Regions from separate parts of the Homo sapiens genome. Here region 1 is linked to region 2. A link is an interaction called in ENCODE POLR2A ChIA-PET data of the cell type or tissue named here. Cell type or tissue: CD4-positive, alpha-beta T cell. All regions are shown on one strand. Links, peaks and the distances in the headings refer to the core of each region. The heading gives the core; the rest is flanking DNA.

Region 1 (5,068 bases), core at 2,075-4,574, 310 kb before region 2:
GGGTTCAAATGATTCTCTTGCCTCAGCCTCCTGAGTAGCTGGGATTACAGGTGCCTGCAACTACGCCCAGCTAATTTTTTTTTGTATTTTTCGAACTCCTGACCTCATGATCCGCCTGCCTCGGCCTCCCAAAGTCCTGGGATTACAGGCATGAGCCACCGCACTCGGCCAAGAATGACAAAATGTCTGATGTAGGCTGAGCGCGGTGGCTCACCTCTGTAATCCTAGCACTTGGGAGGATGAGGTGGGCGGATCACCTGAGGTCAGGAGTTCGAGACAAGCCTGGCCAACATGGAGAAACCCTGTCAACATGGGGAAACCCCATCTCTACTAAAAATACAAAATTAGCCGGGCATGGTGGCGAGCGCCTGTAATCTCAGCTACTCCGGAGGCTGAGGCAGGAGAATGGTTTGAACCCGGGAGGTGGAGGTTGCAGTGAGACGAGATTGTGCCACTCCACTCCACTCCAGCCTGGGCAACAAAGTGAGACTCCATCTCAAAAAAAAAAAAAATCTGATATAAATGAAGAATTTGCTAATATATTTTTACTACCAGAGCTGACCACTCTCCCCCTTCCCCCTTTCTTTCTTTCTTTTTTTTTTTTCTTTTGAGACAGAGTCTTGCTCTGTCGCCCAGGCTGGAGTGCAGTGGTGCGAACTCAGCTCACTGCAAGCTCCGCCTCCTGGGTTCAGGTCATTCTCCTCCCTCAGCCTCCTGAGTAGCTGGGACTACAGGCTCCCGCCGTCACGCCCGGCTAATTTTTTTTGTATTTTTTAGTAGAGACGGGGTTTCACCGTGTTAGCCAGAATGGTCTCAATCTCCTGACCTCATGATCCGCCCGCCTCAGCCTCCCAAAGTGCTGGGATTACAGGCGTGAGCCACTGCGCCCGGCCCCCACTTCCCCCTTTCTTATAACCACTGCATGATTTTGCATAAAACTTTTAGGGCGTGTCCAAGAAAAAAGTTTGAAAACTACTGGTTAACTCACTCTTTCCAGAAACTTGGCTGTGAAATGGAGAAGAGGAGAGCTGGTTCCAGGGAGGCTCAGGTCAAAGGTGATTTTATTTTATTTTTTAATTTTTAATTTTTTTGAGACTAGGTCTAGCTCCTTCCCCAGGCTGGAGTGAAGTGGTGTGATCACAGCTAACCACAGTCTTGACCTCCTGAGATCTCATGGCTCATTACAGCCTCCACCTCCCTGGCTCAAGCAATCCTCCCACCTCAGTCTCCTGAGTAGCTGGGATCACAGGCCTGCGCTACCATGTCTAGGTAGTTTTTGTATTTTTTTTGTAGAGGCAAGGTTTCACCATGTTGCTCAGGCAGGTCTCGAACTCCTGAGTTCAGGCAATCCACCTGCCTCAGCCTCCCAAAGTGCTGAGATTACAGGCATAAGCCACCACGCCCCGCCAGTGATTTCATTTTTTAAGTTGGAAGATCTGAGCATGTTTAAGTGTTTAGTATCATGCCCGTTTTACAGAAAAAAAGAGGCTCTTAGAAACTACGATTTTACTCCGATGCGGAGATTCTAGAACAAGATCCAGGTAATACATCAGTCAGGATAGGCTAGGTTATGCTGTAGCAGCACACACCCACTAAATCTCAGTAAGCTGAATACATCCTAGTTTTCTTCTCCCTCTTACTACGTATCCTAGGGTGCGTTGGCAGGGAGTCTGCTCATCTTAGCCACTCAGTGACCCAGGTCACCGGATGATGGTTTCATCTCCATAATTGGGGCAGCTGGCAGAAAGGGATACAATGGCCGGCTCAGTCGCCTTTAAAGCTGGTGGGAAGTAACATATTACCTCTGTGTGTTTCAAGTGGGTCAGGGAAGTGCCAGTCCTACCATGTGCCCAGAAAGGGAAAGCACTGGAAACGTTGATGAGCAGCGCTGCCTACTCCATGACACTTCCAGTATTAGAAATAACCACAAACGCTTTTTTTTCTTTCTTTTCTTTCTTTTTTTTCTTTTTTTTTTTTTTTTTTTTTTTGAGACGGAGTCTCCCTATGTCGCCCAGGCTGGAGTGCAGTGGCGCAGTCTTGGCTCACTGAAACCTCCGCCTCCCGGGTTCAAGAGATTCTCCTGCCTCAGCCTCCCAAGTAGCTGGGATTACAGGCATGCGCCAGGGCGCCTGGCTTTTCTTTTCTTTTCTTTTTGTATTTTCAGTAGAGATGAGGGTTCACCATGTTGGCCAGGCTGGTCTTGAACTCCTGACTTCAAGTGATCCAAAGGTCGGCTACAAACTTGTATTATCTGATACCTACTTTGAGCCCAGGCCAGAAAGGATAAAGTAAAGCATGAGACGTTGTTAGTTCATTTCAACAGATTGGGGAGTTGTGGGTTTTAGTCTCTGACGCTTCATTGTTACCATGAGAGCCTGCAAGTTTTTCTTTTTTCTCTTTTTTTTTTTTTTAACCTCTTTGGGTCATCTGGGAGGACGTGGTGCTCTTTTAGCTCTAACATTTTCTGGTTGCAATGCGTTTAGGACTGGGATGCGAAGTGAGTGAGTGAGTGAGCCTTCTCAGGAAAACACTTTCTAGAATTTTGTCCGAGTGTCTGTTGGGAAACGCGCTTACATCCCGCAGAAGGCGGTAAGGACACAGCGCACAACTCTGCATTATACCTGCGAGTTAAAAAGCCAAGGGTTCGCTCACTCAACCTTGAATGCGCGTCAGAATCACCTGGGGGAGGTTTTACAAAATACCCGTGCTCCACCCAAGACAATGAAATCAGACTCCCTGCGAGCGGGGCCGAACATCAGCATTTTTGAGGACGCTCCCTGTGGCTGTGCATCGGTGATCTTTAATCCCCTGCTACTTGTTAGAGGAGCTGGATGACACTTCGTGGGCTCATTCTCATAAATAAGCTGCTGAATGGAGTCCTCTCCTCCCAAGAGTTGTCGGTGTTGCATCTTTTTTGTTGTTTATTTTTTTTTAAGCCAACGGACGAAGACATCCAACGGTGCTGCATCTTAATGGAGGGACATCCAGCTAAAGGGAATCTTGGAGACCTCCGCGGGTTTCTAGCAGCTCGCGGCATGTTGGTTTCCCAGGGCAAGAGGCCGCCACTGAAGGTCAGCTCTGTCTTTCCAGCTGGGCACTGGAGGCTCTAAGTCTGTTTTCAGCAGGATCGGAGGAAGGAGACGGGGTGGCGCCAAGGAAGGAGGAGAAAAGGCGGCCGAGAAAAGGAGGAGGGCAAGGGGAAGAGGAAGGGCGAGGGAGGAGCCTGAGGAGACTCGCCCGGCTCAACCCCGACGTCCGCGCCCCGGCCGCCTGTTGGCCATGGCGGGCCTGGGCCTGGGCTCCGCCGTTCCCGTGTGGCTGGCCGAGGACGACCTCGGCTGCATCATCTGCCAGGGGCTGCTGGACTGGCCCGCCACGCTGCCCTGCGGCCACAGCTTCTGCCGCCACTGCCTGGAGGCCCTGTGGGGCGCCCGCGACGCCCGCCGCTGGGCCTGCCCCACTTGCCGCCAGGGCGCCGCGCAGCAGCCGCACCTGCGGAAGAACACGCTACTGCAGGACCTGGCCGACAAGTACCGCCGCGCCGCACGCGAGATACAGGCGGGCTCCGACCCTGCCCACTGCCCCTGCCCGGGCTCCAGTTCCCTCTCCAGCGCGGCCGCGAGGCCCCGGCGCCGCCCGGAACTGCAGCGGGTAGGGAGGCCGGGCCCGCAGCTCCCCTGGCTCCCCCGGGCTGCCCGCCGCCTGACCCTTTCCCATGTGGCTCGAACCCCTTTCCTCAGCCGTTCTACTTTTACGTTCCTTTTCTCAGTCTAAAAGTCGAGTTCCGCTCTTCGGAGGCACTTTGGAAAGTTCATAAAAGTATGAAGAAGTAGAAAAAAACAAATTCCCCATCTTCCGAAAGCTTGTCAACTTAGCTGTTACACAGCTTGGCATATTTCAACTTCTTCCCAATCGATCTTCGGTCTCTTTCTCTGAAACTTGTAAAATTGTGGTAAGATCTATATAACATTAAAACTGGCCATTTTAACCTTTTTCTTTATTTCTTTGAGACGGAGTCTCGCTCTGTCGCCCAGGCTGGATGGAGTGCAATGGCGTGCGTGATCTCGGCTCACTGCAACCTCCGCCCCCCAGGGTCGAGTGATTCTCTTGCTTCAGGCTCGAGAGTAGCTGGGATTACAGGCGTGCGCCATCACGCCCGGCTAATTTTGGTATTTTTAGTAGAGACGGGGTTTCGACATGTTAGCCAGGCTAGTCTCAAACTCTTGACCACAGATGATCCGTCCGCCTCGGCCTCCCAAAGTGCTGGGATTACAGTCATGAGCCACAGCGCCTGGCCTCATTTTAACCTTTTATTTTTTTGAGACGGAGTTTTGCTTTGTGGCCCAGGCTGGAGTGCAGTGGCGCCATCTTGTCTCACTGCAAGCTCCGCCTCCCGGGTTCACGCCATTCTCCTGCCTCAGCCTCCCGAGTAACTGGGACTACAGGCGCCCGCCACCACGCCTGGCTAATTTTTTGTATGTTTTTTTCTTTTTTTAAAAAATAGGGACGGGGTTTCACCGTTGTTAGCCAGGATGGTCTCGATCTTCTGACCTCGTGATCTGCCCGCCTCGGCTTCCTAAAGTGCTGGGATTACAGGTGTGAGCCACCGCGCCCCGCCTATTTTAACCATTTTTAAGTGTACAATTCAGTGACAAATTAGTTACATTTCCTGTTGTGCAACTATCACTTCTGTTTCCAAAACTGTTTCATCATCATAAACAGAAACTTTGTACTCATTAAGCAGTAACTCCTCATTTCTCCTCCCTCTAGCCCCTGCTCACATCTAAGCTACTTTCTGTATCTGAGTTTGCCTGTTCTAGATATTTCATATAACTGGAATCGTTCAATGTTTGTCCCTTTGTGCCTGGTTTCTTTCACTTAGCATAGTGTTTTCAAAGTTCATTCATGTTGTAGCATGTGTCAGAACTTTATTCCTTTTATGGGGCTGAATGATATTCCATTGGGTGGATGTGCCACATTTTTTTTGTTTGTTTTGTTTTGAGATGGAGTCTTGCTCTGTTGCCAGGCTGGAGTGTAGTGGCATGATCTTGGCTCACTGCAACCTCTG
Region 2 (6,671 bases), core at 2,122-4,621:
TTGTTTCTTCAAGCTCCACTCATGTCAGCACCTTTTATACGATCCTTCCCTAATTCTTCACGTCAGAATCAGTCATTTTAGTACTTTATACTTTGATCAGAGTCTCATTTTCACTAAAGAAACTAAATCTTCCACCATATTCTGGCTTTTTTTGTGGTAAGATACCACCTCTTATTCCTTCTATTCCCTCTAGCTTCTAATATAGTGAGTGTTTATAAAGAATAGGACACAGGGCCAGTTATAAAGAATAGGACACAGGCTCATGCCTGTAATCCCAGCACTTTGGGAGGCCGAGGTGGGCAGATCACGAGGTCAGGAGATGGAGACCATCCTGGCTAACACGGTGAAACCCCATCTCTACTAAAAATACAAAAAATTAGCCAGGCTTGGTGGTATGCGCCTGTAGTCCCAGCTACTTGGGAGGCTGAGGCAGGAGCATCGCTTGAATCCAGGAGGTGGAGGTTGCAGTGAGCTGAGATCGCACCACTGCACTCCAGCCTGGGGGACAGAGCAAGACTCCATCTCAAAAAAAAAAAAAAAAAAAAAAAAGGGGCACAATAAGTATTGGAATTCATTGAAATACCTCCTGTTTCTCCATGTCGGAGGGCTGGTATCATTAATGATGTCTAAAGTAAGAGTTATTTGGTTATTTGCAGTTTTCCCTTCACATTAGCATAAATTTGGAAGGCACAGGCTTGAGTTTAACTTTCATCTCTACTTTCCTGGCTGCTGTTTTGAGAAGATTTCTTCATTTGTACAATGTGGATCATAATGCACATTCATAATCCCTTGTCTGTAATCTGAAACCCCAAATCCTCCAAAAACCTTAAGTTTTATCAAAAAATAAAAAAGTTTGACACCAAAATTTATTTGGTGCAAATGCCTTATCTGCATAGATGGGAGGTTTTTAGCTATCTTTGTTTCACTTAGTGTGGATATTAATGTTGCGCTGCAGAAATATTGATGAGATTGATTTTGGGGTGCTGTTCCATTTTCTACTGGAGTGTTACATAATACATGATAAGAATAGTACTTAGCATATTCATGTTTCTCTTCTTCCTTCTGGGCACAGCACCATACCACTCTTAGCATTCTGATAGTTAGGTGGTACCATCTGACTGAGTTCTGGCCAGTAAAATGTCAGTTCCAATGATGTACAATCGACCCTTGAACAACACTGGGGTTAGGGGCACTGAATCTCCACGCAATGGAAAATCTACGTATAACTTTTGCCTCCCCAAAAACTAAACTACTAATAAGACTGTTGATCGGAAGCCTTTTGATAACATAAACAGATTAACATGTTTTGTAAGTTAAATGTTGTATATGCTATATTCTTAGAGTGAAATAAGCTCCAGAAAAGAAATTGTTACCCAGAAAATCATGAGGAAGAGAAAATATATTTACTGTTCTCTGAGTGGAAGTGGATTATCACGAAGGTCTTCATCCTCTTTATCTTCATGTTGAGTAGGTGGAGGAGAAAGAAGAGGGATTGGTCTTACTGTCCCCGGGCTGGCAGAGGTGGAAGTAAACCTCTGTATAAGTGGATCAGCATGGTTCAAAGCCATGTTGTTTAAGGGTCAACTGTATATGATTTTTAAGCCTGATGTCTAACTTCTCACCAATCTTCCATTCTTGCTTTCTTCTATCAACGCCTACTAGAAACAGACGGTTCAGTGGAGGGGGTCTCCAAGACGCCAGAAGATGGTAAAACCATTAGAAAGCATGATTTAAGAGAAATTAACTTTTGTTGTCTTAGCCAGTGATATTTTGGGATTATTTGTGACAGAAATTAGTTCGTGCTGACTAACATAACTACATGCTGGACATCTTGCCTTTGCCTCTTCAAATCCACTCTGTTCTTTACCCTGCTGTGTACCCTAAGAGGCTGACCTGTGTAGAGGGTATCATTGGGCTCCCCTCCTTTCTGGCTTTCAGCTGGCCCATAGGGAATACAAGCGGAAGATTAGGGAGAAGAAAGAGAGTAAGGTTAGGAGGTATATATTTTTGGCTCCGTTTCTGCAGGGTCCCAGTGGGCTGGCTACATCCATCCATGCAGTATGGTTTTTGTTGGGTGACCCTCTCCACACAACCTACTCTGTGTCTGCTTTCTGCTAACTGCTTCCTGCACTCACTACTTCAGGTGTAGTATCACACTGTCTCTTAAGAGTTTCCTTAAAACCTGCCTTCTCCTTTATACATAATCTCTAATATCTCAGTTTGAATTTGCCACCTGTTTCCTGCTAGAACCTTAATTGCTACAAGCTGTATGTACACTGTATCATCTTCCTAAAATCACCAGGCATGGTGGGATGTGAGCTATAGTCCCAGCAACTCAGGAGGCTGATGTAGGAGGATTGCTTGAGCCCAGAAATTCAAGGCTACAGTGAGCTATGGATACCCTAACCTGAGCAACAGAGCAAGACCTTGTCTCTAAAAAACAAAAATTAAGTTAAAAAATTGTGTCTTTCTTTATATACTTACATTACTTTCCGTTGATCTGTTTTTGAAATGTTTCCAGAACTGTCTTCCCTCACGTATTGATTCTTCCAAAATTCTTAAGAAAATGGAAAAAAGTAATTTCTGAAAATGATGAGAATGATCATAAATTTCATATAGCACTTTCTTGAGAATTTCAAATTGCAGTTTTAATATTTTACTTTAGAAACAGGTCCAGTTTTCCCTTCTGTAATTTTTTTCTTTGGTCTTTTTGGATTTTTTGGGTTTTTTTTTTTTTTTTTTTTTTGAAAAGAACACAGAGATCTTTTCTTGAGTGATATTTGCACAGACATTGCCTTGGTAATTGAAGCTTTTTTTTTTTTTTTTTTTTTTTTTTTTTTTTTTTTTTAGAAAATCCTATTAAGTTTTATGCCATGTCTATGCTCATTGCACCTGTGCCTCATGTCTCATTCATTCATTCGTTTATTTTTTTATTATTTTTTTTTTTTGAGACAGAGTTTCGCTCTTGTTGCCTAGGCTGGAGTGCAGTGGCACGATCTCAGCTCACTGCAACCTACACCTCCCAGATTCAAGTGATTCTCCTGCCTCAGCCTCCTGAGTAGCTGGGATTACAGGTGCCTGCCACCACGCCTGGCTAATTTTCGTATTTTTAGTAGAGATGGGGTTTCACCACATTGGCCAGGCTGGTCTGGAACTCCTGACCTCAGGTGATCTGCCCACCTCAGCCTCCCAAAGTGCTGGAATTACAGGCGTGAGCCGCCGCGCCTGGCCTTCATGTCTCTTTTAAATAGGACTTCTAAAATTTTGAAATGAGGTCAGCTTCAGTGGCTCATGCCTATAATCCCAGTGCTTTGGAAGGCCAAGGCAAGAGGATCACTTGAAGCCAGGGGTTTGAGACCAGCCTGGGCAACATCATGAGACCCTGTCTCTACAAAGTACATTTAAAAAAAAATTAGCCAGGTGTGGTGGCACACACCTGTATAGTCTTAGCCACTTGGGAAGCTGAGGCAAGTAGATCGCCTGACCCCAGGAGTTCAAGGTTGCAGTGAGCTATGTTCCCACCACCGCACTTCAGCCAGTTAAGGGGACAGAGCGAGACCCTGTCTCAAAAAAATTTTGTTTTGAAATGAATTTATGTATGTTTGGTTATTTCTGAAAGCAGTTCAGGCCTACAGCCATACCACCCTGAATGCACCTGATGTTGTCTGAAAGCAATTCAGGTTTTCAGGATTAAAATTTTTATGCTACTAGGTTTGTAACCTATATTTAAAAGTAGAACATTTAAAACATTTTAGTAGTATATAGCACTGAAAAGTGGCTTTTTAGCGTAGACAGTTGTTTTTCAAGAAACTATTTTGTAATCCTAGCTACTTGGGAGCCTGAGGTGGGAGGATCGCTTGAGCTCAGAATCCAGTCTGGGCAACAAAGGAGAATTCCAGCCTCTTTAAAAAAAAAAAAAAAAGGAAGAAACTATTTGGGAGTTTTGTGAACAATGGATATGCAAAAAGACAGGCCATTGTTATGAGAGGCCTAATTGTGAGTACCTTCTAGAATTGTATATAAGCATGATTCTCTTCAATAGTAAAATCTCAGCCTCTTCATTTTAGAAATCTAATATAGGAAAAAGAACACATTTCTCCATAGTTGTAAAACATAGGTTCTCAGGGTGAATGCCCATCTTTGAGCAAGTTTGTCTTCCTAATGGTATAATACTGTAAGTCTGTTATCTAATTTTGGCTTGTTGTCACTTATTTTTCATAATCAAAGAAAAATGATTTAATTTTAAAAAGATGCTCTCCTTTCTGTTTTCTTCTCTTGGATGATAGTATCCCTATCTGTCTGAGTTTATAGAATCTTAATTTTTACCTGCTCTTACCACATACATCTGATTAGTCATTAAGTCTTACTGATTCTGCTTCAGAAATTTTGTTTTATGCTTCACTCTCATGCTACCAACTTATTTGGTAGCTTCAGCAGTTGTCTAAGCTGGGGTTGGCAAATTTTTTCTGTAAAGGACCAAATAGTAAACATTTTAGGCTTTATAGCCCATATAAAGTTTTTTTTTAATTTTTTTTTTTTTTAAAAAAGAAAGAAATGTAAGAACCCACACCTGTAATTGCAGCACTTTGGGAAGCCGAGGCAGGGTGGATCACGAGGTCAGGAGTTCAAGATCAGCCTGGCCAACATGGTGAAAACCCGTCTCTACTAAAGATAAATTAGCTGGGCGTGGTGGTGTGTGGGTATGTGCCTGTAATCCCAGCTACTCAGGAGGCTGGGGCAGGAGAATCGCTTGAACCCGGGAGGCAGAGGTTGCAGTGAACCGGGATCGCGCCACTGCACTCCAGCCTGAGCGACAGAGTGAGACTCTGTCTCAAAAAAAAAAAAAAAAAAAAAAAAGTAAGAATCATACTTAGCCTGGAGGCCATACAAAAATAGGTCACAAGCAGGCTGTGGGAAGGATATTGTAAGTGGGCCATACTTTGCTGACCTCTGGTCTAGGCTATTACAACAATTTCCTAATTGGAGTATTTGTCACCGGTATTTTACCCCGGTGTAAGATTGCCTCCATCTTACACATTACTGCCAGAATCATCTCTCTGAAATGTGACCATTTCACTTCCAGGTAAAATCTTTATGTGCTCCTTTTAGCTAAGTTTTCTTGCTTAAGGTATTCATGTATTACTTCGGGGATTTTTTTTTTTTTTGCCATTTCTTCATAACCATCTATATTATTTATTCAGTATTTTTATAGACTTTTTTTTCTTAAAGGAAAGTTTATACTGTGAATGGAAAATCAATATTGATTGCCATAACTAGAAAACCAACAAAAGGCAACAGTAAAAGGAAATATAGAACTATGAAATGCCTGTTTCATGTAGCACCCAATCATATATGTACTACATTTCAAAAAGTCACTGGCTTATAAAAATATTTTTTAGCATCTCATACAAGTCTCTTCATAATCTGTTATACAGCTCACCTTACTTGCACGATTGCTGAGCCAAAGCAGATCGAAAGTCATTTTGGTAAGAGGCTAGATGCTGACCTTGTATTCTGAAAATCTGATGATTCTACTGTTGTTGATGTGATTCCAAGTAAGCCTGTGTGAACTTCTGGGCTATTCTCAGGGAAGTGTTTATGACACATTGTTGAAGGTATCATCAGGGCAGTTGATCCAAGAAGACTCTAGGAGCTGGCTAAGCCACAAAGTCTGCCCAAAAAGCTCAGAATGACAAATGAATGTTTTGTACATTATCTCCACTATAATGCTAGAAAAAAGTCTTAAAAGCATTTGTCTCAATTGATCATTTATATGGAATAATACTGGTTAATCATCTTAAATCATCATAGTGTTGGGTAATGTCTGTAGAAGGATGCTTTAAACTCTACTTGGTGCTTCAGCTATGCTGACCATCTCACCATTGCCCCCTTTGCCATGCCCTGACATCCTCACATGTCTCTCTGCTTTTGCATACTCTTTTCCACCTGGTTTGAATGCCCTTCCTTTATCATGGGACATTATCCTTTCCATTTAATACCCATCTTGATAACCTGACTCTGACCCCCTAGGCAAGTTTAAAAAAAAAAAATTCATTGAAATGAAATTCACCCTTTTTGAAGTGTACAATTGCCTGGGCACAGTGGCTCACACCTATAATCCCTGCACTTTGGGAGACTGAGGTTGGGAGAGTCACTTGAGTCCAGGAGTTCGAGACCAGCCTGGGCAACATAGTGATACCCTGCCTCTACAAAAAAAATTGCAAAAATTAGCTGGATGTGGTGGTTGATGCCTGTAGTCCCAACTACTCAGGAGGCTGAGGTGGGAGAATCACTTGAGCCCGGGAGGTTGATGCTGCAGCAAGCTGAGATCAAGCCACTGCACTCCAGCCTGGACAATGGAGAGAGACCCTGTCTGGAAAAAAAAAAAAAAATCTTTTTTTTAAGTATACAATTTTGGGCCGGGCGTGGTGGTTCACGCCTGTAATCCCAGCACTTTGGGAGGCCGAGGCAGGTGAATCCCGAGGTCAGGAGATCAAGACCATCCTGGCTAACACGGTGAAACCCCGTCTCTACTAAAAATACAAAAAATCAGCTGGGCGCGGTGGCAGGCACCTGTAGTCCCAGCTACTTGGGAGGCTGAGGCAGGAGAATGGCTTGAACCTGGGAGGCGGAGCTTGCAGTGAGCTGAGATAGCGCCACAGCACTCAAGC

What was found. ChIA-PET counts read pairs that join two places held together with the same protein. Peaks named below come from ENCODE experiments on the same cell type or tissue, not always from the same donor. Only the 100,000 strongest peaks of a DNase experiment are listed, where the experiment ranks them.
Region 1: POLR2A ChIA-PET joins it to region 2 with 10 read pairs; 4 of 35 experiments call an interaction of 5 or more read pairs at or near these places.

The regions. Positions count from the first base shown.
Region 1 is chr17:30,967,795-30,972,862 of GRCh38, forward strand. RNF135 (ring finger protein 135) reads left to right here and starts at 3,245. Exons shown (of 5, transcript NM_032322.4): 1 at 3,245-3,651. The coding sequence starts at 3,280. RefSeq lists enhancers at 2,381-2,470, 2,531-2,590, 2,659-3,220, 2,871-3,120, 3,221-3,782 and 1 more and a silencer at 3,201-3,740. In CD4-positive, alpha-beta T cell, for the core only: a CTCF peak has its summit at 2,602; DNase peaks (open chromatin) are centred at 2,747 and 3,507; H3K4me3 peaks cover 1,668 bases.
Region 2 is chr17:31,275,684-31,282,354 of GRCh38, forward strand. All of the region lies in intron 36 of NF1 (neurofibromin 1), which reads left to right. Among named protein-coding and RNA genes, the nearest start is that of OMG, 18 kb to the right of the region's middle. In CD4-positive, alpha-beta T cell, for the core only: no CTCF peak of the experiment used is centred there; no DNase peak of the experiment used is centred there.